Linked DNA regions of Mus musculus: all the other regions are linked to region 3. The links are chromatin loops, found by intact Hi-C in ENCODE. Cell type or tissue: gastrocnemius. All regions are shown on one strand.

Region 1 (8,000 bases), 240 kb before region 3:
CCAGCCATCAGGAGGCAGAAGCAGACTGGATCTCCAGGAGTTCAAGACCAGCCTGATCTGCATTTGGAGTTCCAGGTCAGCCAACGCTACACAGTAAGATTCTGTCTTTGGGGAAGAAAGAAAAAATTTTGTAATGGCCTTAAAGGAAGCTTGAGGGCCGTTTTATTAAAATATGAGAAAATAACAAGACAGGCAAATTGGAATTCGAGTAGCTTTAAGAGAAAGACAGGAAAGAAAGAAAATTGTGCATTTTGAGTTACATAGATCAGCCATAGGTCTGCAGGGAGCCGCAGATGTTAGAAGACTTCAGAGAAATCAGCCAGAGAGCGGGGAGAGCTAGAGCAAGCCTGCTTAGCATCCTGGCAAGTACCCAAGAAAAGACTGGAAGGAGAAAAGAAAGTTAGACTTTTGAGCCAGAACTCAGGAACACAGTCGGATGAACCATGAACCTGTGCAACAACTGCACAATAGAGAGGCTTATGAGACCTAAGGAGTCTCCTTAAAGGGAAAGTTCTCTCTCCATTTCCTTCACTTGTCTTCAGGCGAATCAGAGGTATCCTGGTTAAGGGAGGGGCATCCTGGCTAAGCGACTGTCTGGCTAGGTTGGATTAACTGTAAAGGGAGAGGGCAGTTGCATGTGGTGTCCTAGTATTTAAAGCAAACCAGAATGTTTCCTCTCCACCACGGGCCAGAGAAGAACTCAGATTCCATTCCTCTAACCAGGGAGAATTAGCTTTCCTCTGTGTGGCCCTTAACAAAGTGCTCCCTCCACCCTTCCATAAGGGAATGGGAGATGGAGTCCATCGTCAGAAGCCCCCAGGCCTGCTCACCTGCTCATGCCTATCTAGTTACCTAACATTGTAGTCAGGGGATTTGGGGTTTTTTTTTTGTTTTTTTTTTTTTTTTAAGTTTTGGAAGTTTGTTTTGTTTTTCAAGACAGGTCTCACTTATGTAACCCTGGTTTGCGTAAACCAGGCTATCCTTAAACTCATTGGGGTTCATCTGCCTCTGTGTCCATGTATGGGATCCGTGTGTTGGGTTCCCTGGAGCTAGTTACAGAGGATTGTAGCAGCCATGTGGATGCTGGGACCCTCTGGAAGGATAGCAAGTGTTCTTAACCATTTTGCCATCTCCACAGCCCCCTAGGGAAATGGCAAGTTTCCTACAATATTTGAGTGTACCTGTGTTATTTATGTCTATGATTTGTAAACATAGATAGGGTGTATAAAGTACAAGGATCATATTGCTGCTCAAAATTAATTTTAAAACATTTTGGACTTTCCCTTTTGGGTTCCTATTTCTTTGTTTGAGACAGGTCCTACTACTCTGTAGCCCAGGCTAGCTTAACCTCACTATCAAACTCAGGGTGTCCCCAGCTCACGGCTATCCTGCTCCTCCTGAATGCTGGGGTTATAAGCATGAGCCACCAAGCCCAGGAGGGTTTAATCTGTTTATGTCTTTCAGTGCTGAATATTAACCCAAGGCCTTGTGCATATGAGGCAAACACTCCACTACGGTATACATTTAGCCTATACTTTGAATTTTTAGAATAGAGATGTTCAAACTGCAATAGTTGTTCTAATATGATTTATTTATTCATGTTTGTTTGTCTGTTTAGTAGTATTTGGGGTTAATCCAGGGCTTCACACATGCTAGGCAAATGTTTTTACTACTGAGCTGTAAGCCAGATCCCTTTGTAACTCTGTATAGCCAAGGTTGGCTTTGAACTCCCGGCCCTTCTGTTTCCAACTCTGGAGTGCTGGGATTACATGCATATACCGCTTGGCACTTGTTATTTTAAGACAGGGCCCCACAGTCTGTAGCCCAGACATTCTCAAGCTTATAATCCTCCTGTCTCAGTCTCCCAGTAGCTGGGATCATAGGCAAGGCTGCTACAATAGTATTAAAATGACATCATTACATCATAGAAGCTCACATCAAATTGGAGAACCAGGGACACTTAACAGACCTTACTGTGGTAGTCCTCCAAATTCAGAGAATCCTCCGGGGATAGCCTGTGCCTAGATCAAATAAGATGGTGAGTCCAGATTTAAGGCAGATCAGCCTCTGCCCCTTCACTTCCAAGTGCTCCTACAAAAGAAAGGTTCTGAGCTGCCTTCACGCAACCATCCAAGCCTGAGGCTCGTGGAACACAGGCTGCTCTAAGCTCTAAGTCTCACAGGGGTTCAAGCCCAGCAGTTGCTGTTCTTCCAGAGTTCAGTTCCTGGTACCTGCATTGGGCAGCTTACAACTGCCTAGATCTCCCACTCCCGGGGGGGAGTCTGATGTCCCCTTTTCTGGCTCCCTCGAGCAACCTCACACACATATATATAATAAGTAGTTTTTTAAAATGGTTAAACACTCCTATTTAACCAAAGCAGTCTTATGCTACCACCCTCGGACATCTAATGTCTAGTCATCAAACAAAATGCCTGGGCAGGATGCTCTGGTCTCATCATGTAGCCCTGATAAGTCTAAAACTCTGAAGACCAGGTTTGTCCTTGAACTCAGTGATGGACACCCACCTCTGCTAGCAGTGAACATGCCTAGAAACCCATACGCATATTAGTGTGTGTGGCTTCACCCAGCTCCTTACCACCCACCTCCATCTTTCTCTGAGTCTTCCCTTTTTCTCCTCACAACCTACCGGGTCCCCTCAAGTCCACCTTAAGCATCTTGCAAGGAATAAAATAGCCTCCTGGTAGTCTTCCTCTCTCTAGGGACGTCGAACCACCCAGCCTGCAAGACTGTAGTATTTACATATGCAAATCACGATCCATTGCCGGCTCCTCCTCACTCCTGGGCCCCTTCTTTCCCAGCCTTAACTGTCTCTCTCTTTGTCCTCTGTGGCATTTCTTCTGCTTGCTTATTTCACTTTCCTCAGTGCTCACAAAATTAATCTTACACAAAGTAAGCACTTCCTAAATATTCATGAGGATGGAGAGAGGTCAGTAGGAGAGGTAGAATCAAAATGGACTCTGGGATAGTGCATTGCAATTTTCCTTTTAAACTCAAGGTAAGATTGTGTGTGTGTGTGTGTGTGTGTGAGAGAGAGAGAGAGAGAGAGAGAATTATTATTATTACTATTATTATTATTTTAAATGTAAGGGAATCTGGGCCTAATGGCACCGGCCTGTCATCTTCGACACTTGGAAGGCTAAAGTGGGTGTAGCACAGGTGTTTTGGTTTGCTTGGGCTCCAGAGTTCAAGGCCATCCTAAGCAGCTTCGTCAGATCCCATCTCAAAGCACTAGAGGGACCAGAAAGTAGTATGGTTCGGTCCATAAAGGCACAGGACCTGTGCCCAAGCCTGTTGACCCACAATGAGTGCCTGTGTGCTGCATACACACACAGAGTAAATAAAAATTATTTTTAGAAGATCGATATTTTCTTAAAAAAAAAAATAAGATCAAAGGACTGTTTGGATATGGTAGCACACACCTTTAATTCCAGTACTAGGGCTGCAGAGGCAGGAGGATCACTTTGAGTTCAAAGACAAACCTGGTCTTCAGAGAGAGTTCTAGACTTACCAGGGCTACATTATGAGACCGAGTCTCAAAGGGGAAAAGGGGGGCGGGGGAAATGGCTCAGCCATTGAGATCACTTTTTTTTTTTTTTTTTTTTGGTTTTTCGAGACAGGGTTTCTCTGTGTAGCCTTGGCTGTCCTGGAACTCACTTTGTAGACCAGGTTGGCCTCGAACTCAGACATCCACCTGCCTCTGCCTCCCAAGTGCTGGGATTGCCCGGCCCGTTGAGATCACTTACTGCTCTTGTGAGGTCCCAGTTCCCAGCACCCATGTCTAGTGATTCACAACTGCCTGTGACTCCAGATCCAAAGGGAATGTAAATGCTGCAGGGGGAGGCCATACCAGTTTGGGCTCAGTATTAGCTGCTTCCCTAGCCTGCGTGTGAGCCGGGGAAACATCCTCCTTTTGCTCTGAGGTGATGAGTGTCTCCAGACCCAGCAGCCAAGAGCTGAGTGAGGAGCTCAGAGGTAAAGCCTCGTCCAGCATATGCAAGACCCCCGGTTCAATCGCCAGCAGCAGAACAATAAACCAAGGCCAAGTAAGTAAGGCTTGAGTTCTGCCAACCTCCTAGGGAATCTCGACCTATCAGCTGAGGCAGGAGGATCATGGGTAATCTACTGCCAGCCTGGGCTTTAGAGGAGGGGCAAAGAGGGATAATCGCCAAGCAAAGCAGTAAATGGTGGGAGGACTAGGTGTGAACCTGGCCCCATTGAGAGGCGGAGCAGGAGGAATGCCAGCCTCCTTCCAAACACTGTGCTCTGCCCCGAGGGAGGGGATGGCCAAGCAGGGGGTAGAGCATGGCCCTCACTGACACCCAGGCCATGCACTCTGTATATTGATTGCCCTTATGGCCCTCACCCCATTACTCCCAGGTTTCCACGTGAGGAAGTAGTCTGGATAAGCAAGGTTGAGTGCTGGTGAGGGCCCGGGCCAGCATGACTTTGGTCTCTTACACTTGAAGATGTAAAGCTCAGGGCTGGTAGAGTCTTGGTGCCCAAGCTGTTGCCACAAAATCTTTTGCCCTTCACTGGGCCTGAGGAAATGGAGGGGGGCAGGTTTTGTTTATTCGGTTTGCAGAGCTGGGGCTTGGTGGTGTTCCCTCTGTGACCAGCAGGGGGCAGTGGTGCTTCTCCTAATCTGATCCAGGTGGGGCTTGGAGGGAAACACCCTGGGCCACCGTGGCTTCAAATTCTGTGGCGCCTCTAACTCCATTTCCATGCTCTGCCCTTGCCCCCTGGCTCCAGGACTTCTCTAGTTGTCTGTCAGTTTCCCATCCTACAGGGTCTCAAAGACTACCTTAAAGATCTTCCACTTGTATGCTGAACCTCAAATTCAAGCCTTTCAGTTTCTGCCTCCTGATATATGTGTGTGTGTGTGTGTGTGTGTACATATATGCCTTACTCTTCAGGTCAGTAATTATGACTGCCTTCTGTTTGCGGGACAGCAGTTCCTGTCGAGCCTTGAAAGCACTCCCAGGCTTCCCTCTCTTGAGTAACAGGCAGACAGGAAAACCTGGCGGAAGGGGGAAGGAGACAGTTCCCAGAACGAAAAGCCTGTTTCTCCACAGCCTTGCCTTATCCCTTCCTCTCCACCTCACCCTAGTGAGGAGCTGGGACGGGAGGGAAGAATGGAAGGCCACGAGGGAGCTCCCAGGACTGAGGGCCGCTTTAGAGCTGTCGATCCATCCATCTTTCGGGGCGACTGCACCCTCAGAACTCTCCGCCCTCCCTAGGCTCCAGGGCTCCCTCCTTCCATTCCCCGTGGTGGCAGCAGCCTTGTAATTTAAAGCTCTCCCTGTCGCCTCTAATGCGATCCTCCGGTTTTATTGACTCGCTCTGCGGTCTGTGGCGCCCCTTCACATCAATCTCCGCTCTAATCACACGGCTGCCACTGCCTGCTCTGCGGAGGCCCAGCCCTTTCCTCTACTGTCCCCCACCTCCAGAACACCAGCCGCCTTCGCTCCAATTCCTTCTGAGCTGTAATGTCATGGTCTGTGGCGGCTGCCTTCTGCCTCTACCCTCCTGTGAGACCAGGCCCACGGGAGAGCTGCTCTTAAGAAATGCTGGGAACCACAGGAAGAAATGGCTGTGGGACAGGGGTGACTGAGAATCTTGGCTAGGGATAGCAGGTAGATGAGCCCCGATTTTTTAGAGGCTTTCGTGCCATCAACAGTTCAAGGCAAGAAGGGCAAAACAAAAAGGGGGCTTAGAGCTTCAGAGGGGGAAGTCAGAAGCGGGAGGCAGAAGGATTAAAAGTGGGGAACACCCTGGCCACAAAAGTCTAATCGCTAGTGCGCGGTGGGAGAAACTTCGGAGAAAGGGACGAGGGAAATAGGTAGGGGAGAGATAAATTTGCAATGGAAATTCTCTCCTGAAGAGGAGGGATAGGCTGGGAGGTAGGGAAGAGATTTGCAATTTTAAATAAGCCACCAGCTGACCTACCCGGCTGTGTTACGGGTCTCACCCACAAGCTGGCCAAAAGCTGAGCCCCTTTGGTTTCTACTTAGCAACCCAGCAGTCCTTTTCTAGTAGGAGAATTAAGCTTTAGAGAGAGCGGGAATCTGGGAGTTACTCCAGGGTCGGGTCCTATTCAGGCTGCCTCTGAGCTGTGATGTAGCACTGTGAGTGGAGAGCCAAGAGGGAGCTGAATGCTTGTAAGCGGGGCTCGTCTGCTGCCCCGGCAGGTGAGTTAAAGGGCCCACCATGTCAACCCTCAGCTCTCCCTATCTAGTGGGGCCCAGCCTGTGGAAATGACTGAACCCTCACAAACCAACAAACTTAGCATCCTCTGTCCCACCAAGGATCCTCAGAAGGAATGCCTTTCTCCATCAATGCTAGGGCTCCACCCCCAGCCCCACCCAGATTCGTCATTTTCCTTTGATTTCCAGGTACTTATTTGCATCTCATTAGCATGCTAGTTCTGCCCCTCAAGGTTCTTGAAGGTTCTGACTCAGGCCAAGCTGGATTCCCAGGGGCAGGAGGGAAGAGGGAAGTGGGAAAGCAACCAGGCTCCTGGACCAAGGACCCATATCAAATCTGGGACTCTGGAGATGAGGGTTAAGGACGGCCCAAGGAGTAAGAGGCCACCCCCTCGCCCTTTCTCTGAACCAGTGTGGCCTGAATGTTAGACAGTTTATCATTAGAGATTGTTGTTGATTCAGAGAGAAAGAGGAGTTAGATGGATTCATGGGGAACTGATAATTTTGAAGAAGGCCTGACAGCTCCTCCCACACACAAACCAACCTCCCTCCCCGCTCCTAACCCCCTCTAACTCTACAGGGTCTCATGTATCCTAGGCTAGTCTTGAACTTGCTGTGTAGGCAGGACTTCTGATCCTCCTGCCTCTACTGCCCGAGTACTGGAATTACAAGCATGAACCTACCCCCAGCCCCCAACTGATGCAGAGCTGGGAACTGAGCCCAGGACTGCTTGCATGCTAAGCAGCCCTACTGTGTGCTAAGCTGTTCCCCCATTTTGGAGCCCAGTTACTATCAGTAACCTTTGAGAATGCTGTGCAATGCAGTGAGACCCTGATAAGTCCTTTAGCTGGTGCCAAGACCACGCTATAAATACTTGAACAGCTGCTAGTACCATTATTACTAGGACTTGTTACTAATATTTGTATCTTCAATTTGGAGAGTAGAGAGGGCTACAAAGGAGCGAGCTACTGTCTTCCAACTAGCCAAAGAACTTCCTTAAACTTGGCACGTCCCTACTAGTCTGGATCTGGAATACAGTGGAGAAAGGTTCGTGCCAAGAAAAGCAAAAAGACTTTGCGGAGGGGCTGGACCTGGGGATCTTCCCCAGGACTCATTCATTAGCATGACAGCACATACCTTGGAGAGTAGAGGCAGGAGGATTCAGGGTTACTCTCAACTAGCTGAACTTAAGGCTATAGCCTGGGTTATGTGTGAACTGGAATGTCTGTGTAATCGTAGAGAGCTAAGAAAACAGACAGGCTCTCTTAGAAGAATTAGCCAGAAAAAAAATCTTTCACTAGCCAGTGAGAAGTCTGAGCAGGTGGTCTGGGGGGTGACGGGAATGTCAGGGATTCCCCAGCAGGCTGAACACTTGGGCAAGGACCAAGGGATGAAGTTGGCTTGTGTGAGAGACAGGAAGGACCAAGAAAAAGAGCGAAAGGGTGTTGTGGGCAGAAAGACAGAGGCGGGAAGGCTGGCTAGCTGCCAGTGGGTTAAAACTGGGAGAAAAAAGCAGACGTTCTGGGAGCTACAGGCCTTTGCAGATCAGGGAAAGGAGTCTCGATTTTATTGCATGTGATGAGAAAGCACTACTGGGCTTTTAAGTAGACTGTAATATGGGCTGCATGTTTAGAGACAATTATGAGGGTTAACAAGATGGCACAGTGATAAGGTGCTTGCTGCCAAGCCATGACAACCTAAGCTCCATCCCCGGGACCCACATGGTAAAAGGAGAGAACTGACCCCCACAAGTTGTTCTCTGGTCTCCACGTGTGT
Region 2 (8,000 bases), 98 kb before region 3:
ACAGGCCGCAATGATGGCTGAGGAGCTGAAGAAGGAGCAGGACACCAGCGCCCACCTGGAGCGCATGAAGAAGAACATGGAGCAGACCATCAAGGACTTGCAGCACCGTCTGGACGAGGCAGAGCAGATCGCCCTCAAGGGCGGCAAGAAGCAGCTGCAGAAGCTGGAGGCCCGGGTCCGGGAGCTGGAGAATGAGCTGGAGGCTGAGCAGAAGCGCAATGCAGAGTCGGTGAAGGGCATGAGGAAGAGCGAGCGGCGCATCAAGGAGCTCACCTACCAGGTTGGGCAGGGCTGATCAGGATGGAGCAATGGCTTTACAAGCCCACCTGTGGGCGCAAACAGGGCTCTGGTGTGCTGTGCCATCACTCACTAATGCCAGGCACCACTTCACACCAGTACCTTTCGATGCTAGCTGCAGTTTCTCTGATGGGACACCTAGGCCTTAGGGCACCATCACAGAGTGTCTGAGAATGCCATCTGTATAGTGGAGATTGGCTATTTTCAGTGTCTGGGAGGAGAAGCCTAAGGGGATTGGTGCATTGGTCCACCTAAGAGGGTGTACAAGAGGCACATGGTAGAGATTGCAGATCTATTGTGGACTAAGGGGCAATGGTATCTTAGAACATTAAATGACATGGAGACAGGAATGACCAAGGGGCACTGGAGCCACAGACCCTGCTGCCCAAATTCTGGCTCAGGAGAAGGTGCCAGAATATTGGGCTATGTTAGATAGAATAATCTAGATGGTGATAACACCAGCTTTCTGTACTATTCCTCTTATGATCACTTTGAACCACTGGCTGAAATTGCCCACGTTACTGCAAGGGAAACTCTATTTACCAGGCAGACCCTCTGTCTCCATATGACCATAGTAAGAGGTTCCTGGGAGTGGCAGGGAGTTTGAAGAAATGGCTCAGTGATTAAGAGCACTCACGGCTCTTTCAGTGAACCCGGGTTCAATTCCCAGCACCCACATGGCAGCTCACAACTGTCTGTGATCCCAGAGTCAGACACCCTCACACAGACATACATGCAGGCAAAACACCAATGCAAATAAAAATAAACAAATAAATAAATAAATTGAAGTTCCCAGTGGCTCTGAGAACCTCCCCTCATTTCCAGCACCCAGACACTCATTAATTTGTGATTCTCTAACTGAAAAATCCTTTCGTCCTACGACCCCTTGACCTGAGCCACCGGAGGGTGAGGCCTCTGAGGCCTGGCGAGAGGAATAGAGTAAGGGAGGAGGGACTGATAACCACAATTGCTTCTCTCCCCAAAACTGGCTCCTCCATCCCTCCCACCCACCTTCAGACAGAGGAAGACAAGAAGAACTTAATGCGGCTGCAGGACCTGGTGGACAAGCTACAGTTGAAGGTGAAGGCCTACAAGCGCCAGGCTGAGGAGGCGGTGAGTTCAGAGTTTCGTCTCCGTCTTTTATCCGCACACCTGCTAGTGAGAACCAGTGAGCATTTGCCACAGTGGGGCTGAGACCAGAGTCTGCTCCAACCATCAGCTCAGACATTTATTCTTCAAGTATGATCAGAATTGTATCTAGCACCCTAAGGTCCAAAGATCAGTGCTGTTCCTGCCCTACATCTGTCCACTAGTTAATTACAGTCCATATACCATAAGACTAAGGAAGAGCATTGAGATGCAGGACAGCAAGGGGCCAAGAGTTGGCGTTGAGCCTGGATAGGAACCCAGGGTAAAAGAAGACACTTGGGTGGACAGGAACATGTGGGTGTGGTGTGGATGAGCCCAGATGTGCAGAAAACCCCCAAGTCTGCAGGCATCTGTCTGAGGCACAACTGGAATAGATGCAGTGGATGTGGATTCTCAGAGCACGCAGGGCAGCACAGGTTCATTCCGGGCAGTGGGTAGCGATGACGGGTCTTGAACACTGAGCACGTTTGAGGAGAGTGCCAAACAGGACATCCCTGGGAAGGCTGTTGCAGAAACTGAGTGAGGAGTGGCTGAGGGACATGGACCAGGAGAACCTGAGAGCCCATCCCAGAGTTCTCCTCACCCGAGTCTCCCCTCCCCTTTACCCCCTTTACCGGCTCATAGGAGGAGCAGGCCAACACCAACCTGTCCAAGTTCCGCAAGGTGCAGCACGAGCTGGATGAGGCGGAGGAGAGGGCGGACATCGCCGAGTCCCAGGTCAACAAGCTGCGGGCCAAGAGCCGGGACATTGGTGCCAAGGTGAGTTCCTCCCTTGGAACTGCTAGTCACGCGCTCATCAGGATGCCCCTGCAAGCATGATGCTCTGAACAGCTACGTGTGTATCCCATGTGCATTTAGACATAGAATAGGCATACATACAACCGAAGGGTCCCACAGACACCTGTAACCTGAGAGTCCACTCTCCCACTTGAAGTGGGCCCCAGATCTGTGTTCTAAACTACAAGCACTGATATCATGAGACTTCAAGACTGCTGAGGTTCAACCCCTCCCTTCCCAAGGGCATTTTATTAGAGCCACTGAAATCCCTAGAAATTCCTCCCCAGGCCATCGTACCCACTGACCTCACATCTCTTACTCCTTTCTCAGCAGAAGATGCACGACGAGGAATAACCTCTCCAGCAGACCCTCGCTGTGGCCAATCCACAATAAACATAAACGTTCGACTCTGCCTGCACCCTGTCCTTCCTACCAAGCGTCTCTCTGGGGTGGGAATTTTGGTGGTCCAGGAGGAGGGTGGCCACAGCAGGGACTGTCAGAGCTGTAAGATCTGAAGCACCCCATGGTCTGTGGAAGCCGAGAGAGAAGTGAGGTGTCTTGCCTCAGGCAGCACAGCTACAGCCCCAGCTCCACTTGGTCGTTGTGCAAGTATAGAAAGGGAAACTTTCCAAACGTGGGGGAAACAAATCCAGGTGTGAGGGATGGCCAAGCCTCAGATGGGAGGTGGAGGCAAGAGGCAGGCTCAGCTAGAAGGCAAGTTTAAAGCCAGCCTGGGTAGCGTGAGAGCTCACCTCAAAGACAAGAAAACAACAACCCCTCAATGAGTCCAAAGAACAGAGGCACTGAAAGCGAGCCAAGTCAGATCCAGGGGGATGGAAGTTTGCTGACGAGCTGGAAGCCAACCTTCCCCAGCTCGTCCTCTTAGCTGGCAGAAATTAAAGTTGCCCCGGGCCATGTGTTCTCTCCAAGATGATCTTTCCACTGGTACCCAAAGAGTCTCTGCACTGCTGGGGATGGATGCACAGGAAACTGCTGTGGGACACCCAGGAAACAGCTGAGACCACACTCGACCCAGCTCCTTAGATGGAGCCCACAGGGTACATCTTCCCACCCCAACATCTGCCCTAGCTCTGTGAGTCTGGCCTCACCATGAGGACATTCCAGGACTCAGGGACCAGATGATGCCAAGCCCAAAGCAATATGGGGTATGGACCAAATGGGGACAGTCTTCATTTTGTATCCTTCACATGGACATACATAGGTGCATGGACAGACCCACAGCTAGGCACAAGTCCAACTCTCTCTTTCCTCTCTCTCTCTCTGTGTGTGTGTGTGTGTGTGTGTGTGTATGTGTGTGTCTGTATGTGTGTCTGTGTGTGTGTCTATGTCTCTCTGTGTCTGTCTCTCTGTCTATCTGTCTATCTGTGTGCCTCTCTGTGTGTTTCTGTGTGTGTCTCTCTATGTCTGTCTATCTGTCTGTGTCTTTCTCTCTGTCTCTCTGCCTCTCTGTGTGTCTTTCTCAATGTCTGTCTCTGTCTGTCTCTCTATGTCTCTGTGTATGTCTCTCTCTATCTCTGTATCTTTCTCTATGTCTGTCTCTCTCTGTTTCTGTCTCTCTGTCTCTGTGTGTCTTTCTCTATATCTGTCTCTCTCTCTCTCTGTGTCTTTCTCTATGTCTGTCTCTGTCTGTCTCTGTCTCTATCTGTCTGTCTCTCTCTGTCTCTCTCTCTCTCTGTCTCTCTCCCCTTGGAGGACTAGACACACAGGTGCTCAGGGATGGAGCTGAGATCTCTGGCTGGAAAGCAAACCTTGCCGTCCTCTGGGCATTTGGACAAGGTTTTCCAGACCCTTTTCTACCCTTTAAAACCTACAATCTTCTCCCCACTTCCCCAGCCCAGCCTTTCCATCTCTCCTCTGAGACTCTGCCCACCCTACCTCCATCCTCCTGACCAAGGGCAGTCAATCATCTAGACTCAAGCATAGACTATGCAGGAAGCCGGAGAACCATGAACAGAATCCAGAGAAACCCAAAGTCCAGTAGGCTCCTTCCCTGGAATGACTGCCAGGCCCGATGGTGTAACAGAACACAACGATAGGAAGAGAGGAAACAGAAGGCAGGAAAATCAACTAAGAGAAGTATAGTCATCACAGGAAAGCATGTCACATTCCCCCAAGTTCAAGATCTGGGGGACAGTCAGAGCTCGCAGCCAGAGCCCGCGACAGAAAGGCTCATTGGAAGGAGGAAAGGCATTTCAGAAGAGTAAAGCATTAAAGAGAGGGGGCAAGAAGTCAGCTGGAACGGAGCCACACAGATGAACCATGGTGGGTCCCTCCAGCCAGGTGGGGAGGTAGACTATCAGGGACCAGGCCCTTTCTGTCTCAAACTCCTTTCCAAGTCGATTTGCCCTTTCAGGCCCAACCGTCACCTCTAAATCTCCGGTCCTGAGCATAGGCTCTGCAGACAGGAAACACTCAGCAAACGTGTTCTGAGAATGTGGCAAGCTAGGAAGGGGGCACACTGGCAAAGGGATGGGCCCCTTGTTTTCAGAGCTTCAAAAGGACTCAAAAAAGGATCAAGACAGTACTGTTCCAAGGTCAAGATGTTCTGGAGCCAGCTTTGCCTCCAGGAGGCCACTTCCCCCACAGTTAAGCCCCAGGTTTCTTTCCCGTAGAATGAGGGCACGTGACCAGCTCACACCTAAGGACTTTTCTTTCAGGTGCTGGTATTTTAGGAATTTCTCCTAAGACCTTTGGCACTCCTCTCCACTATGGTCTGCTGCCCAGCCCTCCCCATACCACAAGGGGGAGCTCTACACAAACCCCAGAAAAGGGCTGTAGCCGGTGTCTAACAGGTGTGTTAGACTGTTGCTTGGTAGATCAGGAAGGCCTAGACATCTCACTCCCGAACAGCCTGGCATATAGCATTTTGGTAATCTCACATTCCTCTGATGTGTCGGGCTGAGGTGCAAAAGTTTCAGTTTCCTCTATCTAAGCCGCCCCACCTCACCCCACAGAGGGATCTTGGCTCTCTAAAGCACGCTCCCATGAATAACTCTTTGGCTTCCTAGTCTGTATAAGGAAGAAGACCCACCACTAGGATTTGATTTTTTTTTTTTTAATTTGGGAGTAACTTGGAGGCCCAGCAACAACCTGCCCCAGCCTCCAGAACTTCACCAGTTCCCACAGGTGCCTGGGACTTCTCAAGCGCACATCTCTGAAAACGTGGAATATAGATGGTGGGTACTTGGGGTTCGGTGAATTCAAAGATGACAAAGATGGGCTCCACGGTTCCTTGTGTCTGGTCGTGGGAGCCAGGTAACCCTGGAATCACTGCTGGTCCCCTGTGGAGAGGCAGCAAGGCAGGGAAACCATGTATGCCTGTGGTATCTGGGACAAGAGGTAGGGACATCTCCTCTCTCAGGGCACAGACAACTCACCCTCAGTGGTACTGGGCATCAGCTCAGTTCGGTAGATCTTGAATGCATCATAGGCAAAGACGGAGACCAGGATGATGCCAAAAACCTATGGAGAGGGATGGGGGTGGGGCAGCAGAGGCCATCAGACTAGGAGAGGGAGAATGGGGACCAGAAGTGACAGAATGATGTATGAGCGGGCATACGATTTGTTTTAGGCACCAGAAATGTGCCAATGCCAGCCTCAAGTCCTGGGTGCTGGAGAGTGCTGTAGGAATGAACTCACAAAAGCAGCAATGGCAGCTCCCTCCCTCGAGGTCACAGCAGCAAAGGAGACCACCAGGAAGATGACGATGGCGCTGAGACACCGGAGGAAGTCCTGGGGAGCCAGAGGCAGGGGGAAGATGGTTCGGAGGATGCTGGAAGGGATCATTACCTGGAGATCTTCCAAACTAGTCAGCTTTCCCTATCTGGCCCTCAGAGACTGAATTCCTGCCTATTTTCCTGTCTGCTCCTCGGAGACTGAATTCCTGCCCAAGGATGCCTCCGGACATGTCAAATATTTCCAAGGAAGTGAGCTCAGAACCTTACCCAGAGAGGATGGAAGCAGATAAATCTAGATCAACCAGGAGGCAGAGGGGAGACCAGGAAACAGACCACATGGAGCGGGACTGAGCTAGGCCTTTTATGTGTGGGAGGACAGGTCTAAGGTCTGTACATACTCCTTGACAATCCCCCTTGACAAGGGCACACTCATGGGTGTCAAAAATTCACGTCTGAGCACAGGACACAACGCGAGTCAAAGCACAGCTCAGTTGTAGAAATGAAGGGGAGTCACAGGGCTATAGGAAAATTGGGCAAACAAGGAGAAGGAAGAGACCAGGATGGGGGTGGGAGAGGCAACGTTCCTCACCAGACAAGGCCAGTTGAGCCTATCGAAGCGCTGGTAGTACTGCGTGGCGCAGAGGAAGAGGAAGGCCAGTGTGATGAGGAACTCTAGCAACGCTGCAGCCATGTAGGCAGAGATGGAGGCCGTGAAGCAAATGAAGATGATGAAGGTCAGGGCCTGCAGGACCAAGTACGGGGAGCTTTCTGAGGAGACACATGCGTAGGCCAGGCCATGGTTTGCCTGTGGTTAGGGGGCTCCTCTTCTCAGCTGGTACTTCTACCCCAGCCTCACTGAGAAGGAAGAGTTCTCAGTGAAGACACAGAAGTGACTCATCCCTAGTGTCAGGGACCATCAAGGGCATCTCCATCCTCCCACTCCTGCTATCCCAGGAATCTCAGCAACTCCATCAGTTTGGTATCCGCAGAGCCCCAGGGAAGTCCCCGGGGGACACAGAACACAAGGTACACACCAGCCCACAGTACCTCTGCCCTACAAAGCTTTCCCTATTCCTGATGGCTAAAAGTCAGATGCCAAGAGCAGATTCCATGCTGAGAGAGGCTTAGAAGGCAGGATCTTGCTAACTTATAGACCGGCAGATAGGAACGACAGCCTGGGTGAGCACTGTGATCTTGCTCAGTAACCAGGGCAAGCCTGAGACTAGATGGCAATGGGCCACTACTGACAGATAAAGTGTGGCTGCCGGAGATCTGCCCTCTTGGATACTTAAACTTAGACATGTCAAGAAGTAGCCTTCCGGCCCATTGGACACGCAAACTTTATATGCCCCAGTACAGGGGAACGCCAGGGCCATAAAAGGGGAGTGGGTGGGTAGGGGAGAGGGGGTGGGTGGCTATGGGGGACTTTTGGTATAGCATTGCAAATGTAAATGAGCGAAATACCTAATAAAAAATGGAAAAAAAAAAAAAAAAAAAAAAAAAAAAAAAAAAAGAAGTAGCCTTCCTAGAAGCTGGAGGGAAACAGACTGGCCTTCTTCCTGTGCTTCCTCTTCCTCTTCCCACCCTCACCCCAGCTCACTCCCTCAGTATCCTCGAAAGCTATCTTTCCATCTAACTTCCGTCTTGCGGTGAATGATGCATGCTAAGACTGCCTCCAGATAGAGAAGCGGCCGGAAAGCTGGGAGTTGCAGGAGGTAAAGCCTGTGAGTGGAACGACAGAAAACCTGAGAAGGGGGGTGGAAAATGGTGAGCACAGGAGGCCAGCCCAGAGTCATGCCAGGGGGCTGGGATGGGAGAGGTGGGGGCACGAGGTTGGGGAAGGCAGCTGTTACCAGCTCAGTTTCCAGCAGGATGCCTTTGAGGGAAGACAGGAAGGTCTTGTCCACTCCGAAGCCCTGGAGCCCTGCAGCTGCTCCTTCCTCTGGGGGCCGTTCCCGGCGATCCCAAGCACTGAACATCTCTGTGAGGCTCACGGGACACAGACTCTCCCTCACCAGATTCCCAGCAGCCCAGGAAGGGAAACAGAAATCTGGTTAGAGAAGCAGACAGGAGCCTGAA
Region 3 (8,000 bases):
ATGTGTGCTCTAGCACTAGAGTCCCTTCTGCCCCACTCCTCCCTTATATTAACATGCTAAAAGAAAGGATGAGAATAGTGCTTTATCCAATCAAGAAAGAAAATTATACAAGAAAGAACTAGTACTGTGGAGGTAGGGGAGGAGGGATGGCTCAGCTAGTAAAGGGCTTGCTATGTAAACTTGAGGACCTGGGTTTGGAACCCCAGGACCCATCCCAGGCATGGCATTGTAGTGTGAGCTTGTAACCCTGTCACTGGAGGGGACGAGAGATAGTTGGATCCCTAGGATTTTGAACCAGGCAGTCTAGCAGAAATGGCAAGCTTAAATGAGAGACCTTGTCTAACAAATTAAAATGGAGCTGCACAAGGTTCAGGAAACACTAAGGAAGATGGAATGAAAAAATCTAAGACCCTGAGAGTGGGGAGGACATGCTGTTGTGTTGCATTTATCAACTTCCAACAGCAATGGTTACCTGAACAGGATGATACCTGTAAACAACTCCACTATGGACAGGGAGTGGGAAGGACTAGGAAACGTCATCCCAGCTGAGGAGTTCTTGGCAATTGAAGGGGCATTATTTTTCTTTGGGGATATGGCAGGTAGGTTGCCTATGTTCATATTGGCAGGGCTAATTGGACCCAGTGGATTATATGTATTTTTTAAAGATTTATTATTATACATAAATACACTGTAGCTCTCTTCAGAAATACCAGAAGAGGGCATCAGATCTCATTATGGGTGTTTGTGAGCCACCATGTGGTTGCTGGGATTTGAACTCAGGACCTTTGGAAGAGCAGTCAGTGCTCTTATCTGCTGAGTCATCTCATCAGCTTGGTTATATGTATTTTTAAAAAGAACATGAAAGTGGGAGGAAGGAGTGAGGTGATTGAGGGTAGATACATATGTATGATCAAGATACACAAGTATTTTCATAAGTAGGAAATTATCAAATAAATTTTTAAAAATTTGGGCATGGTAGTGAATACTTTGATCACAGTGCTGGGGAGGCAGAGGCAGGTGGATCTTTGGAGTTTGAGGCCAGTCTGGTCTATAGAGTATGTTCCAGGATACATAGTAAAACCCTGTTTCAAAAAAAAAAAAAAGGAGGAGGAAGAAAGAAAGAGAGAGGGGAAGAAAAGGAAGGAAGGAAGGAAGGAAGGAAGGAAGGAAGGAAGGAAGGAAGGAAGGAAGGAAGGAAGGAATTAAGGTGACTGGGCTGGTAAGATGGCTCAATGGGTAAAGCACTTGGTACCAACTCTGATGATTGGAGTCAAATCCCCAGAACCCACATGGTAGAAGGAGAGAACCAGTTCTCAAAAGTTGTCCTTTGGGGGCTGGTGAGATGGCTCAGTGGGTAAGAGCACCCGACTGTTCTTCCGAAGGTCCAGAGTTCAAATCCCAGCAACCACATGGTGGCTCACAGCCATCTGTAACAAGATCTGACTCCCTCTTCTGGAGTGTCTGAAGACAGCCACAGTGTACTTACATATAATAAATAAGTAAATCTTTAAAAAAAAAAAAGTTGTCCTTTGACTTCTACACGGACACTGTGGCTCATTTGTACCCACATACATATACACACTAAATAAATTAGTAAACGTAATTAAAACATTTTCCTTGGGGGCAGGTGTTGAGACAGAGTCTTTCTATGTATCTTTGGTTATCCTGGAATTCTATGTAGATCAGGCTGGCCTGGAACTCAGAAATCAACCTGCCTCTGCCTCAAAGTGCTGGGATTAAAGGTGTGTGCTAGCATACCCAGCTAATAATCATGTTTTAAAGTGAGGCGGGTAGTAATTGAGGAAGATATCCAAAGTTAACCTCTGGACTACATAAAAGACAAAAATCCACTTTACTGGTGATCAAGTCATGGCTTTATGTCACCTATGCATTCTACCAGCTGGGCCACGTGCCCTCTCCCTGGCAAAGAGTCTTAAAAGTAGCAAGAGAGAAGTCACTCATCACAAATAATACTCAGCAAGATTAGCGTTGACTTTCTCATCAGACACACCAGGGACTAGAGAACACTCCAAGTTCCCAAAGATTATCAACCAGAAGGAAACTTATATCCAATAATACGATCTTTCAAAACTGAAGGAGGAATTAAAATATTCCTATATAAACAAAAATTTAGACAGTGAACTTATCACTCTCAAACTTGCCTTATAAGAAATACTAAATGGAGTCTTTCAGGCTGAAATGAAAGGACACTAATTAGTAACTCAAATGCAGAAAAGGTAATTATATAGGTAAATACAACAAAAGACAGTTTAAGTGCATTTTTCTTGGTAGCTTCTCCCCATCAGATTTAAAAGACAATTGTATAATGCAGTAACTTAAAATTTGTGTTGCTGAGTATATAATTTAACAAAACTATGACATTTTGGTAAGTATTGATGTTAAATGTGGTACTAACTTAAACCAGGTTTTTATAAATTATGTTAGCTGTAATCTCAAAACAGTTTTGAATATGGTAAAGGACATAATGAGATCTAAAGTGCTACACTAGAAAACAATCAACTTAACACAAAGGAAGGCAGTAATAAAGGAATTAACAACAAAATGATGACATTTATAAAAGAAATAGCAAAATGGCAGTTTTTTCTTATTAGCAATTAGAGCAATTATAAATGTGTTAAAGTTTCCAATTAAAAAGCAGAAAATCAGAGCTAATGCTACGTAAGCTGGAGACCCAGATCCAACCCCTAGAAACCACCTAAGGGAGGAAGAGAACCAGCTCCACAAAGTTGTCTTCTTACGTCCACATAGATGCCATGGTTTGGTATGCAGTCATGTGTACACATACTAAGTTAGAAGAAAAATTTACATAAAATCAAAACAAGCTGGGAATAGAGCACAGTGGTAGACATTTGCTGAGTATGCATTTGATCTCCAGCACTGATTGAAAAGAAGAAAAAAATGAAGGAAAGCAGAAAGCAAGCAAGGAAAGAGAGAAGGGAGGAAGGAAAGAAGAAAAAGACTGTGAATTTATCTCAGTGGGAGTATGCTTGAGTCCCCAGATTCAATCCCCAGCCCATTATACACAGGGCCTTCCATGAAGAAAGCAAACAAGAAAACCCTAGTGGCTGCACTAGTAACAGACAAAACAAGACTTTAAAAACATTGTTACTACAAACAAAGCCCATGTTTTACCTTTAATGCAGAGTAAGAAAACAAGCAAACACCTTTCAGGTTATAAGCTGCTACTTTATGTGCTAGTGAGATGGCTGAGTAGTAAAGCACTTGCTCAAACCGAATGGCCTGAGTTTGATCCCTGGAACCCACACAAACGTGGACGGAGAGAAGTGACTCCACAGTTTTTCCTGACCTTCACATGTGTGTCATGGTGCAGGAAAGCAGAAATAAATCACATCGTACAGAAGACATTCAGTTTGTTAGCTTTCCTTTTAGACTTAATTTCTACTGCCATCTTGTGGCAATTTTGAAAATTCAAACTGCTTAAGTTATTCTGATCAGAGGTTTTTGGGTTTTTTTGTTTTTGTTTTTGTTTTTTTTTAAGTAGAGGTAGAGAAAGATAGAGACAGAGAGAGGTAGAGAGGTAGAAGGATGGGGGAGGGGGAGGGGGAGGGGGAGTGGGGGAGGGAGAGGGAGAGAGGGAGAGGGAGACTGAGAGACTGTTGTGCTATGGTACACATGTGAAGACCAGAAAACTTTTTAGTTGTTTCTCTCCTTCCATCTTTTTAAAAATTATTTATTTATTTTTATTTTATGGGCATTGGTCTTTTTGCCTGCATGTATGTCTGTGTGAAGATGTTGGTTGCCCTGGAACAGGAGTTACAGACAGTTGTGAGCTGCCATGTGGGTGCTGGGAATTGAATCTGGATCCTCTGGAAGAACAGCCAGTGCTCTTAACCACTGAGCCATCTCTCCATCTTTCTGTTTGTTGGGGGAACCAGACTTGGATTAGAAGGCTGTTACCCACTGAGCCATGCCTTTGATCAGGTTTTCAATGGCTATCGTCAACTTTTTATTTTCTCCCTCCCTGTTTCAGAAAAAACAAAAAACAAAAAACATTACTTGAAAAACTGTAATCCATGGTTGACTACCTGGAATCATTTTCTTTTCAGGAAAAAATTAAAACAGCATTATATTATGCATAGGACACTAGAAATTTCTGGTATCTGGCAGAACATACAGACTTCAGATACTTCCCCTACCCTCTCTCACCAGTGTAAGAGTCTCCAGGAGTGCTCCTTACGTGCAGACCTCTGCTTCCCTGACAGAAAAATAATGACCATTAATGACTCTACCCTGGTTTTCTATATTCCCAGCTCCCCATTGTTTCTCAGTAACAATTCATTCACACATGTATTATTCTCTCACATTGTGTGAATTGGTCTTAAGAGGGACCTATGCTCTTTTACTTCAAAAATGCCTGTGGCAGATACTGTGCATTCAATTCTTGAACACTTACACTACAGTCACCACTGTTAATTCTGTGTCATTTTCTAATATTGAGTATCCAAAATAGGCTCCATATGGCATGAAAAGATGTGCCAAAACCAATATAAATGTAAGATTATTGAATTACAGCCTTGCTTTTAGTAAGCATTAGAAACCTTAATATAGAAAAATAATATGATCATTACTTACCTGTTCCACGTGACCCATGCCAGCCACTGTGTAAGGGATGGACTCCATAGAAGAAGAGCGACTACATAAAATGAGACAAAACAAGAATGCAAACAAAACAAAAACAAACACAAAAATGGGTGTTACATTGACTTGGCAGTAATTCTCTTCAGTTCCACTTCGAGCCACCTCATTCATCTTCCAACTTTGTTAACAGTTACAATGTTCAATAATAGGCTTTCTACTCACCTGACTACTTGGCTGCTATGGTGGGAACTGGGTCGTGGAGCAACTGAAAGAGCACAAAGTGTAGGGAAAATTGCCGTTAGTATATACTCTGCCTCATCTGGCTAATTTGCTTTGAGCGGTTATCTGGCTATATCATGTAAAGTTAGCAAAATCATGTTATAGTCTCTGAGGAAAAAAACAACTTCCATATGAGGAAAAGATATTTACTCGTCTCACACAGATATCTGGAAAGAATTAGTTTTTGTTTTTCACCTGACTGTGATGGGGAAGTAATACCCACGGGTCGAGGTGTGGTTAACCTACAAGAAAACAAAAAGAAGGCAGCTTTGATCGCATGGATCAGAATTAGAGGTCACACTAGAGAGTCAATCAGTCATTGATTATAAAAACAGTAGCTTTGAAGCTGGAGAAAAGGCTGAGTGGTTAGAGCAGGGACCCCAGTTCATTTCTGAGCATCTATGTCTAGAAAAGAAAGAAAGAATGGAACAGCAGCTTCTCCTCTAAGCATAGAGTACTTCCTCCACTGCAGTAAAGCCATTGCCACAGCATTCAGAAGTCAAGGGACCTTGTGAGGCCCCTTTACTCTCCATTTCCCCAGTGGAACCTTCCTCTACTTTCTCATAGACTAATTCTGGAGTCTTTTCTTTCTTCCTTCTTACACTAGCATCTTACCAAATTTCTCAACTTTACATCTACTCATTCATTCATTCATTCATTCATTCATCCATCCATTCATCCATTCATCCAGCCAGCTAGCTAGCCATTCAACAAACATATCTATGTTCTATACCTTAAGACTAAAACAATTAGCTATGAGTGATTCACAGGCTACTAAGAGAGAAGGTAAGACTCAGGCCTGGATAGATACCATCCAGTGGTAGAGTGCTTCCTTAGTAAGCCTTGAGATTTGACTTGCCAGGACCACAAAGGAAAAACCAAGCAAATCCAAGCACAACAATGGTTGTGTATTATAATGCATATATAAAAATAAAAAAATTGAAATACTGATAGTAACCTCTGTAACTTCAGGAGTGCTATGTCTTTTTAATACATTCACCATTAAAAATATTTAGTAGTTGGTAGGGCACAGACTGTCTGTCTGCTGTTGTGCACAGTCACAGTACTTAGTAGTATTGCTGAATGAATATTTATTGAATGAACAAATTCCAACTCCATTTGATAAAGTCATTATGGAGAAAGTAATATATGTTGGATTCTTGAAGGATTAGTAGAAATGTATAAGACAATAATCAAGGGTGGGCATTACAATCAATATTTCACTTCAGAGCTGAGCATGGTGGCACATGTAATTCTAGTTACTTAGGACGCTGAGTCAAGATCACTAGTTCAAAACCAAACTAGGTAACTTTGTGAGGCTGTTTAGTAAAAAGAGGACTGGAAGGGTGGGGTGAGGAGCCATGGTGGTATGTACCTTTAATCCCAGCACTCCAGATCTCCATAAGTTCCAGGATGGCTAGGGCTACATAGTGAGAGTCCCCTCTCCATAAAATAGGGGGTGCTCTTGAGTACACTAGCTCAGTGGCAAAGTACTTGCAAGACCCTAGCCCCCAGTACCACAAAAAATAAGACAAAAATATTTCACTTCTGTCAGAGACTCAGGAAAGTAAATGATCAATTCATTAACCATTTTATCCATCATGGAGTCACACAACTAGGAATCAAGAAAAACTAGCCAAAAGCTTCCCAACAGAAGAAAATGGCTAAGGGTTAAGAAGAGAGAAATGCCAGATATCATAAATTGTTCATTACATACAGTACACATGTGGCATATCATCATATACTTATATACAATTATAAAACTGGAAATGTTTTGGAGAACAAATCAGAAGATTTCAAGATAGAGGGCTAGTGTGTTAGAAACCCACCTGCTTCCATAGTAGCAGCTTGGAGATCCCTGTAGGTGGAAAATGAAGTAAGGGAAGCTATAATTAAGGGTTCTAATTAGTACATTTTAGACTGATTTGTTAGATAATTTACCTGCAAACTCCCTTAGCTAAGGCTGCCAACAGAAGGACAAAAAACTGTTTCCTTAGAAAATTATTAGCTTTGAGAGAATAAAAATTTCGTTTCTTTTTGTAAACTCATACCGGGGAGCTAGGCATACAGCACATACATGTAGTCTCAGTACTGAGGAAGGGAGGCAAGAAACTCAGGAGTCCAGGCTAGCCAGCTCAGTAAGAGGGCTCAGTTGGGAAAAACGCCTGCTAGACCTGACTGCATTGATCTCTCATTCCTACCGTGGAAAGAGAAACTGCTTCCTTAAAGGTACCCTCTGACAGACAACTGCACTCATGCACACATCACATACACATCATACATCTTACACACATACATACACCAGCAATAATATTAAACAGGCCTTGAAAAAAAGAGTTCAAAGCTGAGGGTATTCTAGACTCAATCTCAAACAAACAAACAAGGAAAAGATCTTGAGGTATTCTGGACTTCTTCAAAAGAAATGTTAAGGTGAAATACATTTCTTAATGAGGGATTCTCATCAGTAATAGCACGACTCGCTGACATCTCAGAATGGTCAAAATGTGCTAACTATTGATGCTTTCAACCCTCCAAAGTCTTCTATATCCTTCTGGGAAGCACTGTTCTATGTAGCCATCTAGAAAGGGACAAGGTAGCAAGTAAAATAATAATGAAGAGTCTCCTTCAACTGGGGATGGTGATAGGGTGGTAGTCCTGGACCACAGGAGACTGGGACAGAGGATTCTGAGTCTGAAGCCAGCCTGGACTACACAGTGAGAACACTGGGGATGTGGCTCAGTAACTGGTCATTTATCGAGCATGTGAAAGACCTGGAATTTGATCTCTAGAAACCAAAACCAAAACATGTAAAAAATAAAATAAAATCTATTTCATTCACCTTTAGGATGTCTAGAATTTTCTTCAGTTCTCCATTCTCCTTTCTTAAGGCTGATAGCTCTCTAGGCAAAAGATGGAAACAATCAGGTCCAGGTCACTATGATAAAAATTATTACTATTATCAACATCTTAGTTACTGCTTACTGAGAGGTTTTTGCAGCTATACAAGGAGCTTTCATCAAGGATCTGGTGACTCAGGGAGAAAATGGCAGGGTTTGATGGTAAAAACAAGTGAACAAAATAAGCAGGTATTTGGTATGACT

Evidence for each region. Hi-C counts contacts between places; a loop is a spot of excess contacts. Peaks named below come from ENCODE experiments on the same cell type or tissue, not always from the same donor. Only the 100,000 strongest peaks of a DNase experiment are listed, where the experiment ranks them.
Region 1: a loop joins it to region 3, with 4 times the contacts of the local background. A loop is called at or near these places in 6 of 42 quality-filtered maps.
Region 2: a loop joins it to region 3, with 5 times the contacts of the local background. A loop is called at or near these places in 16 of 42 quality-filtered maps.

Annotation. Positions count from the first base shown.
Region 1 is chr14:55,076,076-55,084,075 of GRCm38, reverse strand. The region is part of intron 1 of Zfhx2 (zinc finger homeobox 2); the gene reads left to right. Among named protein-coding and RNA genes, the nearest start is that of Zfhx2, 12 kb to the left of the region's middle. In gastrocnemius, a CTCF peak has its summit at 4,615 (motif pointing right); DNase peaks (open chromatin) are centred at 5,385, 6,104, 6,934, 7,677 and 4 more places; H3K4me3 peaks cover 728 bases; H3K27ac peaks cover 464 bases.
Region 2 is chr14:54,936,558-54,944,557 of GRCm38, reverse strand. It overlaps Cmtm5 (CKLF-like MARVEL transmembrane domain containing 5), which reads right to left. Exons shown (of 5, transcript NM_026066.2): 1 at 7,775-8,000; 2 at 6,511-6,663; 3 at 5,884-5,976; 4 at 5,622-5,706; 5 at 5,281-5,525. The coding sequence starts at 7,900. The coding sequence ends at 5,512. Myh6 (myosin, heavy polypeptide 6, cardiac muscle, alpha) reads left to right here. Exons shown (of 39, transcript NM_001164171.1): 36 at 5-280; 37 at 1,315-1,410; 38 at 2,071-2,205; 39 at 2,557-2,637. The coding sequence ends at 2,577. Among named protein-coding and RNA genes, the nearest start is that of Cmtm5, 4.1 kb to the right of the region's middle. In gastrocnemius, a CTCF peak has its summit at 4,968 (motif pointing right); a DNase peak (open chromatin) is centred at 4,982; H3K4me3 peaks cover 396 bases; H3K27ac peaks cover 470 bases.
Region 3 is chr14:54,839,024-54,847,023 of GRCm38, reverse strand. Rnf212b (ring finger protein 212B) reads right to left here. Exons shown (of 15, transcript NM_001370899.1): 6 at 7,739-7,799; 7 at 6,729-6,757; 8 at 5,095-5,141; 9 at 4,843-4,885; 10 at 4,615-4,675; 11 at 4,189-4,237. Among named protein-coding and RNA genes, the nearest start is that of Homez, 21 kb to the left of the region's middle. In gastrocnemius, a CTCF peak has its summit at 3,426 (motif pointing left); no DNase peak of the experiment used is centred here; H3K4me3 peaks cover 985 bases; H3K27ac peaks cover 769 bases.